Regions from separate parts of the Homo sapiens genome. Here region 2 is linked to region 1. The links are chromatin loops, found by intact Hi-C in ENCODE. Cell type or tissue: heart right ventricle. All regions are shown on one strand.

Region 1 (5,000 bases):
CCTGGGCGACAAAGCGAGACTCCATCTCAAAAAAAAAAAAAAAAAAAAAAAATTATTGGCTGCGTGTGGTGGCTCATGCCTGTAATCTCAACACTTTGGGAGGCCGAGGCAGGAAAATCACTTGAGCCCAGAAGTTTGAGACCAACCTGGGCAACATGGCGAAACCCTGTCCCCACAAAAAATACAAAAAATTAGCCAGGTGTGGTGGTGCATGCCTACAGTCCCAGCTACTCAGGAGACTGAGGTAGAAGAATTGCTTGAGCTCAGGAGGTCCATGCTGCAGTGAGCCATGACTGTGTCACTGCACTCCGCCTGGGCAATAGAGTAAACTCCTGACTCAGAAAAAAGTAAAGTAAGTATAATTATTATTATTACACCATATTATTATTATAAACACAAGGGTAAATATGAAAAAGTCTTTATCTACAAGAGGGTTACCTACACAAGTAAAAGAGAAGGAATTACCTGACCTTCCACTAGAGGAAGCCAGCCAAAAGGCTTGTGACAAATTTGTCTCTGTGATAACATAGCCATTATCAATATTCATTAAATGAAGTTATGTAAAACCACAGTACACAAATTATATGCAGGTCTTGGCAAATGCTACATATGAACACATACAAGCACATGGATACACACATGTAAACAAAAACACCTATGTGCTATGCTGGACATGGTAGCACATGCCTGTGATGCCAGCTACTCAGGAGGCTGAGGTGGGAGGATCACTTGAGCCCAGGAGTCCAACCTGGGCAACAAAGTGCGACCCCATCTCAGTATTTTTTTAAAAACCCCAAAACAAAAACACATCCATGTGCTGAGCCTAGGCCCTGAAAACTGAGAGTATCAGTTCCTCCCCTACACAGACTTGGCATCTTCACCCCTCTTCTTGGCAATCCCACCAAGCCTGCTCTGGGAGTGGCGCTGTCCTGGCCATCCAAGGAAGTCCTTGTCATCTGCTCTGGGGGGCTGTGAACAAGAGGCAGCAATGCTGTTTTTCCTGGGGAAGGTCTGGCCACCTAGCCCCTGCCTCAGCCCATCCTTGGGGCCTGCCTCAAGGGACAAAGGCTGCACAAAGAACTCAGTGTGTACCCCAACCCCACCCCAGGAATCCTAGCACCCTGGTGCCTTTGCAGGGCAATGACCACAGGCAGTGGAAGCCCAGCCCTTCCCCATGCCCATCTGCCCATCCTTGAGAGCCAAGCTAACACCCACCTCCTGGCAGAGTGGATACTGGTCACTGCCTCACTCAGGCTTGCAGATGGCAAGTGGAAGAGAAACCCAAAGCTGGCCTCCCTTGGGAGTTCAGCGACACTGGCTTCCAGGACAGTCTGGGAATTAATCAGCCAAGGAGCTAGCTCAGCTGGTCCTAGGGAGAACTCCCTTCCCTCCACCACCGCTATAGACGAATGAGACTCAGTTGGATGCTGGGCCCTGTGAGGTGGCCTCAGGCCAGAGTCACAGCACCATGGATACTCCCTATGGTAGAAAAAGGGTCCACAGAGGAAGAGACCACAGGGCATCCTCTGCAAAATCCTCTGCAAAATGACCTGGGGAAGGAAAACAGCCCTGCTGGTGATCTTATATACAGGAGCCTCCAATATGGCTGAGAGGCAAAGGTTTAATTAGGAGCAGCCCGGAGAACTCGGTGGGAGCTGTCCATCCGACGACAGAGAAGCAGGAGAGCTGCAGGCTGAATGGCCCTGGGAATGCTTCCCAGAAAGGATCCACCCGCTGGAATTTGTAAGAACAGCTTGTAGCCCTACAGGGGCCTAGAGTGAAGTGGGCTGGGGTGGGGTGGGAGTGGGTAAGGGCAGGAGCAGGGCACTCACTTCTGCAGCACTGCCTGCCACTCGCCAAGCCGGGCACTGATGGGGAAGCAGTGGACCGTGCCCTGGACCTTGGCACGCCACTCCCGCATGTAGTCCTCAATGTCAAACAGGAAGGGCTGCTGCCCAAAGTTGGCGTCCACAATCTCCCCAGGTGTCTGCAGGCCTACGGTGGGGTAGAGGTTGGCCTGAGGAGGAGAATGAAATGTCAGTCAGGCCCTGAGGGCAGTGGGGTTCTAAGGCCTCACCTCACCTCCATGGCTGCTGCTGGCCCATGCTTGGGCTGGGAGAGTTGCAGCAAGGCTGGAGGAGGCAGGGCGGAGCCACCTCTGTCCACCTCCCTAGCAGAGACATTATGCCCCAAAGCTTGAGGGGAGAAAGCAAAAGAAAAGCAAGCAAGGCACATCATGGAGAGTGTCCTGCCCTGTATCAGAGGCCATTGTGTCCTCAAGGCCCAAGAGCCCTTTCTGGAACTCAGCCAAAGCATACAGAAATGGGCTGGGCTCCACGACCCTTCAGACGTGCCCATGAAGGTCTGCTGCAATAGTGGGTCATGGCTCCTCTTGGAAAGATCCAGGGCCAAGGATCTCTCTGTCTCAAAAAAAATAAGACACATGAGGCTGGGCACAGTGGCTCATGCCTGTAATCCCAGCACTTTGGGAGGCCAATTTAGGAGGATCGCTTGAGCCCAGGTTTTCAAGACCAGTCTGGGCAACAAAGTGAGACCCTGTCTCTACAAAAAATAAAAAGATAAAAATTAGCCAGGTGTGGTGGTATGCACCTGTGGTCCCAGCTACTCGGGAGGCTGAGGTGGGAAGATGGCTTGAGTCCAGGAAATTGAGGCTGCAGTAAGCTGTGATTCTGCCACTGCAACCCAGCCTTGGTGACAAGAGTGAGTCCCTGTCTCAGAAAGAAAAAAAAAAAACAAACCAAAAGATAGATACATGGGGGGTAGGCAGAGATGGGATGACGCAGGAAAGGAGGGAGGAGGGGAACATGGCAAAAGGGAACCGGTGGTCTAGACCCCTGGTGCTGGCAAAGGGTGAAGAGAAGCTACCCTTCCTGTTAGAGGCTCGCTAAGAGGATCTTCTGGCCAGTAGGGTGTGAGGCTCCCTGCTTTCCACCTAGCCTCTACCATGACTGGCTTTTGTTCGGTCCCTCCCTCACTTGGTGGTTCCTGTGGCTCCCCACTGCAACTGTCCAGAGCCTCGCTAGCCTCCTCCCCACTGTCACTGCAGATGGTCTTCCCAGGGCCCTCAGTCCACCCTTCACCTCCGTGCTCAGGCCATGTTCCTTCCTGAGTATCATGCACTTTTTTTTTTTTGAGACGGAGTTTCGCTCTTGTTGCCCAGGCTGGAGTGCAATGGCGCGATTTCAGCTCACCGCAACTTCTACCTCCTGGGTTCAAGCAATTCTCTTGCCTCAGCCTCCTGAGTAGCTGGGATTACAGGCATGCGCCACCACGCCCGGCTAATTTTGTATTTTTAGCAGAGATGGGGTTTCTCCATGTTGGTCAGGCTGGTCTTGAACTCCCAACCTCAGGTGATCTGCCCACCTCAGCCTCCCAAAGTGCTAGGATCACAAGCGTGAGCCAGCGCGCCTGGCCAACCATGCATTTTTGTACCTGCACAAGGTATGGGACCTTTTCCTGTATGCTGGCTTCAGCCCACCATGGGCTCTGCACACAGAGGACCTCTCGCTTCCTTTCTTTCCCCTACCATCCTCCACCACAGGCAAGGCCCGCCTCCTCCAGCAAGCCTTCCTGACCGTCACTGCCTACCATGTCTTTCCCCCATACCTTCTTGCATGTGGCTGCATACTGGCCATGCTCATGCCTGGTCATTTCATGTCACGTCCCCATAACTAGACCCTTCCCTAGCCAGGGTCAGCATTCTCCACCTGATTCTGTTCTCTTTGCCTAGGACCACAGCCCCTCTCTGGGGCTTCCAGGTAAGAGGGAAGGATTCTGAGCCATGGACTGGAGGTTTTAACAGGACCCTGGGTGCTATGGTCTGGGCTTCAGAGGCCCATAAGATCACAAAGGCATTTCCTGGGGCATCACTGGGGTGTTTGGGATCCCAAAGCAGCCACCAGAGTCAGCAAACCTTCCTTCCTTCCAGAACCTAACCAGAACACACAGAGCCAGGCCAGGCTCCCAGCATCCTGGGTGGAGGCCCTGCATGTGATTAGGCCTGTGATGACTCATAATAGAGACTGGAGTACAGGTGCGGGATGGCTGGAGGTGAGGATATGCCCTGAACTAAGCAAGCAGAAAACTCCATCCTTTTCTGTTTTTTTTTTTTTTTGAACTAAGCAAGCAGAAAACTCCATCCTTTTCTTTTTTTTTTTTTTTTTTTTTTTTTTGAGACGGAGGCTCGCTCTGTCGCCCAGGCTGAAGTGCAGTGGTGCGATCTCAGCTCACTGCAAACTCTGCCTCCCGGGTTCAGGCCATTCTCCTGCCTCAGCCTCCCGAGGAGCTGGGACTACAGGCGCCTGCAACCAGGCCCGGCTAACTTTTTTTGTATTTTTAGTAGAGACAGGGTTTCACCCTGTTAGCCAGGACGATCTTGATCTCCTGACCTCGTGATTTGCCCACCTCGGCCTCCCAAAGTGCTGGGATTACAGGTGTGAGCCACCGCACCCGGCCAGAAAACTCCATCCTTTTCTAAGAAGAGAAGACCCCACAAAGCTCACCTCTCTGGCTTGGGGGTGCCCTAGATAGTAGCAGATGAGTTCCCCTAGGGCACTAACTTTCCTCAGGGATCTCTGATGGGTATGTACAAGGACTAGGTTCCCTCACAGTTCAGGAACAATTCCCTACACTCTGCACCCCAGCTGACACACAGCTGGTTTAGACCAGTTGAGCCATGGAGCTATCTTCATTCCACCACCCTACCCGCCCCAGCCCCACAGCTGCCTTTGGAAGTGCCACAAATTACTGTCACCTGCTAAGAGTCGTAGGAAGACCAGACCTTACTGCTGGAGAGAGAGGAAGGCCAGCAAGTGCCCCTCCTGGTACCCTCAAGCTGACAGCATGGCACACATCCCTGGTTGGGGAAAGAACCAGACTCCACACCCTGCACTTGCAGGTACCACCGTGCCCCATCCCAGTCAGCCCCCAGAAACCCAGGAGGGGAAGACTCAATAGTAGTACTCACCGGGAGGTCTGTG
Region 2 (5,000 bases), 64 kb after region 1:
TTCCAGACCAGCCTAGGAAATATAGCAAGACCCTGTCTCTACAAAAAATTTAAAAATTAGCCAGGGCTGGGGATGGTGGCTCACACCCGTAGTCCCAGCACTTTGGGAGGCTGAGGTGGGCAGATCATTTGAGGTCAGGAGTTCAAAACCAGCCTGGCCAACATGGCAAAACCTCGTCTCTACTAAAAATACCAAAATTAGCCAGGTGTCATGGCACACGCCTGTAATCCCAGCTACTCAGGAGGCTGAGGCATGAGAATCACTTGAACCCTGGGAGGCGGAGGTTGCAGTGAGCCGAGATCACTCCACTGGACTCCAACCTGGGTGACAGAGCAACACTCTGTCTCAAAAAATAAATTAAATAAATAAAATAAAAATTAGCCAGGCATGATGGCATGCACCTGTAGTCCCAGCTACTCAAGAGTCTCAGGTAGGAAGATTGCTTGAACTCAGGAGGTCGAGGCTGCAGTGAGCCATGATTGTGCCACTGCACTCCAGCCTGAGTGACAGAGAGAGACCCTCTCTCAAAAAAAAAAAAAAAAAAAAAAGCAAAGAACAGTGGCCACCATCTAGACTCCAGTTCTCTTACCCCGTGTTCCAGAACCCAAACATCCTACCCTGTGTTCCAGAACCCAAACATTCCATGTCTCCACAAATAGCACAATGTGTTACCTGAGTAGAAGTGCAGCCCAAAGCTCAGCATCTGCCTGTAAGACCATCAACTCCGGGGGGCAGTAAGGGAAAATGGGGCACAACCACGGCCTGTACCTACCTTGGGCAAGGACAGCACCTTCTTATCAGGGCGGGCAGGACAACGCCTTCCCCAGATGACATATGAGCACCAAAGTTCTCAACAGCACTGTACAATGCATGTAGACTGGAACTTGGTGAGGGGATCCAGGGTGAGAAGCCAGCCACAGCTGTCTCTCAGCTGGAAGGGCCTAAGCTTAGATGGTCCTCCACACCAGGAATGTGGCAGGTGAGATCTTAATCAAGATATCTTAATTAACAGTGGCTCTCTAGGTCTCCATGGAAAATCACTTTGGCTGATTCTGGCTCACCAGAGGAGATGCTTGGGTATAAAACATGGGGCATTACTGTCTTTCAGATGGGAGCTGGCAAAACCAAAATACCAGAACTCCAGCACAAGCAGAGTCCTCTCACCTCTGAGAAGCCTCCTGGCTACCAGTCTTTCACACCCCATCCCTTCATCTCTTCATACCAAAGGAACAGCCAAGAGAAAAAAAGACAACCGCTATGAGAAAACCATGCTAGAGCCAAAGACCTAAAGTCACTGGCCCACCCTGGACAAGGGCTCTTGGCCAGAGAAGCCTGGCTGAACCAGACTGGCAGAGTCTCTTCTTTTCTTCACTCTCAAAAGCATGGGTAGATCCACAGCCCCCCACACTGCTACTGCCCTCAAGATACAGCCCACGCTCCCTGGCCACAGCATACAAGGTATTTTCTTTTTTATTTTTTTAAGACAGAGTCTCACTCTGTCACCCAGGCTGGAGAGCAGTGGCGTGATCTCGGCTCACTGCAACCTTCACCTCCCAGGTTCGAGTGATTCTCCTGCCTCAGCCTCCCAAGTAGCTGGGATTACAGGCATGCACCACCACTATTATTAGCGCCTGGCTAATTTTTGTATTTTTAGGAGAGATGGGGTTTCGCCATGTTGGCCAGGCTGTTCTCGAACTCCTGAACTCAAGTGACCTGCCCGCCTCAGTCTCCTAAAGTACTGGGATTACAGGCATGAGCCAGGCCACACACAAGGTATTTTCAGTCTGGCCCTACCGACCTCATGTTCTGCGCTCCACATCTCTTTTTTTTTTTTTTTTTTTTGAGACAGAGTCTCGCTCTGTTGCCCAGGCTGGAGTGCAGTGGCGCGATCTCGGCTCACTGCAAGCTCGGCCTCCCGGGTTCACGCCATTCTCCTGCCTCAGCCTCCCGAGTAGCTGGGACTACAGGCGCCCGCCACCATGCCTGGCTAATTTTTTGTATTTTTAGTAGAGACGGGGTTTCACCATGTTAGCCACGATGGTCTCGATCTCCTTACCTCGTGATCCGCCCGCCTTGGCCTCCCAAAGTGCCGGGAATACAGGTGTGAGCCACTGCGCCCGGCCAGCTCCATGTCTTTTTATGCACTGTTTCTTCTGCCTGAAGCATCTGCTTCTCACTTTGTTCACCTAGAACACTCTAACTCCTCTTTCCAGAGCCCACATCACCTCTTATATGATTCTATGATGTTTTCCTCAAACTCTGAGGTACAGTCCATCCTCCAGGCCACCCCTGGATATGACACATACGGTGGCCTGACCCTTCGACACCACCGGTGGGGCCTCATGCCTGTGCTCCTGGGGCCCAGGCTGGGACAAAACAATGGATGTGATGGCTCACACCTGTAATCCTAGCACTTTGGGAGGCTGAGGAGGGCAGATCATGAGGTCAAGAGATCTAGAACATCCTGGCCAACATGGTGAAACACCGTCTCTACTAAAAATACAAAAACTAGCTGGGCATGGTGGTGCACGCCTGTAGTCCCAGCTACTCGGGAGGGTGAGGCAGGGGAATCACTTGAACCCAGGAGGCGGAGGTTTGCAGTGAGCCAAGATTGTGCCACTGCACTCCAGCCTGGCAACAGAGCGAGACTCTGTTTCAAAAACAACAACAACAACAACAACCAAAAAAAAAAAACAATGGGTACTGCGCCCTGGTGTCTGGAATGAATGAATGAGTGCACTGCTGCCTGGCCAAAGGAAGTCAGCTGCAGGAGCAAGGGAAGGCTGGCTGTGGTCAGAGACCCCTGCTCTGGGCCTGGGCCCAGACACTGGCTACAGAGGAAAATGCCCCCACCCCTCTCCATGCCTTCCAGTGCTCTAGCCCAGGCCTACTACTCTTGGGTAAAGCAACCATCACATGTCAGGAGGCCTCCGCCGCTGGGATGATGTTACAGTCTATTTTGAGGGTCACACTGGAGCATCTGTCAGCCTAGCCAGCCACACCCTCCATGTGTCATCACTAAGAGCCAGGGACACCCACAGGTCCATGAACTCTGCCTGCAGACATTGCTCCTCCCCAGGGACCCTCAGCTTCAGGCCCTCCTTCGCTTCCTAGAAAGACAGACCTGGATGCCCCTTATCTCCTGGCACCACTGGCAGTGCTCTGATGTCTCCTCACCCCACCAGACCCGCTCCCCGAGTTCACAGCTCTGGTGACTCGGCAAAATGCAGTTGAAGCCCATCAGTCTGTGCCAAGCTCTTAGCTCAAACACAGCCCCTCCTACTCCACAGAGCTCTCTTATACTTGAGGAGTGCCCAGAAAGCCTAGCACCCAGAAGTCAAGCTAGTTACCCATCAGACTCATAGGTCTAACAGGTCTCGCCTACTGGGGAACTCCTACTCATTCCTCCCAACTGTTCCCAGGCTCTGCCTCCTCTTGCAGAAAGACTTTCAGTCCACTCTCTACTGAATGGGCCACAGGCTTCCTGAGGACAAAGCTGATCTGTGCTGGCTTTACATCTGTTCTCCCTATACCTAGTATAGGGCCTGGAACATAGTAGGTATATATAAATATTCTGTGAAATCTTGACATGAAACTTTCCTTATTAGACTAGCTTAGTGTGTTCTTCTCCAAAAGATATTGTCAAAACAAAGGACGTTCTGGAGAACAATGACACTAACAACTGGGTTTATAAATACCTTTTACAAAGGAGGTGTACTCAAATCTACAGAAAAGCAAGTTTACAGATTAAATGGAACAGTAAGTTGATCAAGCCCGGCCCAGAGCATGCCACAATTCTCTGGCCCTACACAGCACCATGCACCTTTCAGCTCTGTCCCCTAACATTGCAATCTGGTAGGAATCCAACAGAACATTCCTTCACTCTACCCAGGGAAGAAATGCAACAGCTACAATGGGGAAAGGCAGCAGCAGCATGGACATGTGTGTCTAGGATCAGGCGAGGACATCTGATAAGTCAGGCTACTCCACTGCACACCCTAAGCCCTGCAGCCAGGGTAGGCCACCAAACATCCCAGGGACTCAGGGCTCACTCACAAAATGGGAAGGTAGATGATCACCTGCTCTAGCCACTTGCCAGAGATGCTGTGAGGATCAAACTAGGTAACACAGGAAAGCTAGACAACCAGTTAATGCTTGGGTCATGGACTAAACCAGGATAAAAAACACACCTCCAAAATCCATGGGAGGCTGACAATGGTGGCTCCTGCCTGCAATCCCAGCACTTTGGATCACTTTGAGGCAGGAGGATCACTTGAGGCTAGGAGTTGGAGACCAGCCTAGACAACACAGCAAGATCCCATCTCTATAAAATAGTTAAAAAAAAAATCAGCTGGGCATGGTGGCTCATGACTATAATCCCAGCACTTTGGAAGGCTGAGGTGGAAGAAATACTTGAGCCCAGGAATTCAAGACCAGCCTAGGAAACATTGTGAGACCCCATCTCTACAAAAAATAAGAAAATGAGCCAAGCATGATGGCACACACCTATAGTCCCAGCTACTCAGGAAGCTGAGGTGGGAGGATTGACTGAGCCCAGGAAGTTGAGGTGGCGGTGAGCTGTGATCATGCCATTGCACTCCAGCCTGAGCAACAGAGCGAGACCCTGCCTCAAAAAAAAAAAAAAAAATCTACAAAAAAAGGGAAATGAGCCAGTTGATGTCTGCCTGCCCTGTGTAACTGCCTTTGGCCTCCTCAAAACCCACCTGGCCCATACTAACATGTGGCTGCATCCCAGCCATGGGAAGGCTTTCAGGGATTCCATAAAGAGACCATGAGGAGCTATTCATACTCTTGCCATCTGACAGTGGTCAACTGAAGCAGGATACCACAGGTATACATGACCTGAGACCTTTCTAAAACTGATGTTTCCTTGCTGGGCACCATGGCTCATGCCTGTAATCTTAGCACTTTGGGAGACTGACGCAGGTGAATCACCTGAGGTCAGGAGTTCGAAACCAGCCTGGCCAACATGGCGAAAC

The links. Peaks named below come from ENCODE experiments on the same cell type or tissue, not always from the same donor. Only the 100,000 strongest peaks of a DNase experiment are listed, where the experiment ranks them.
Region 2: a loop joins it to region 1, with 2.1 times the contacts of the local background. A loop is called at or near these places in 14 of 110 quality-filtered maps.

What each region holds. Positions count from the first base shown.
Region 1 is chr16:67,733,026-67,738,025 of GRCh38, forward strand. RANBP10 (RAN binding protein 10) reads right to left here. Exons shown (of 14, transcript NM_020850.3): 5 at 4,988-5,000; 6 at 1,833-2,017. Among named protein-coding and RNA genes, the nearest start is that of GFOD2, 16 kb to the left of the region's middle. In heart right ventricle, no CTCF peak of the experiment used is centred here; no DNase peak of the experiment used is centred here.
Region 2 is chr16:67,797,464-67,802,463 of GRCh38, forward strand. The region is part of intron 2 of RANBP10 (RAN binding protein 10); the gene reads right to left. Among named protein-coding and RNA genes, the nearest start is that of RANBP10, 6.6 kb to the right of the region's middle. RefSeq lists an enhancer at 4,686-4,765. In heart right ventricle, no CTCF peak of the experiment used is centred here; a DNase peak (open chromatin) is centred at 2,958; H3K27ac peaks cover 850 bases.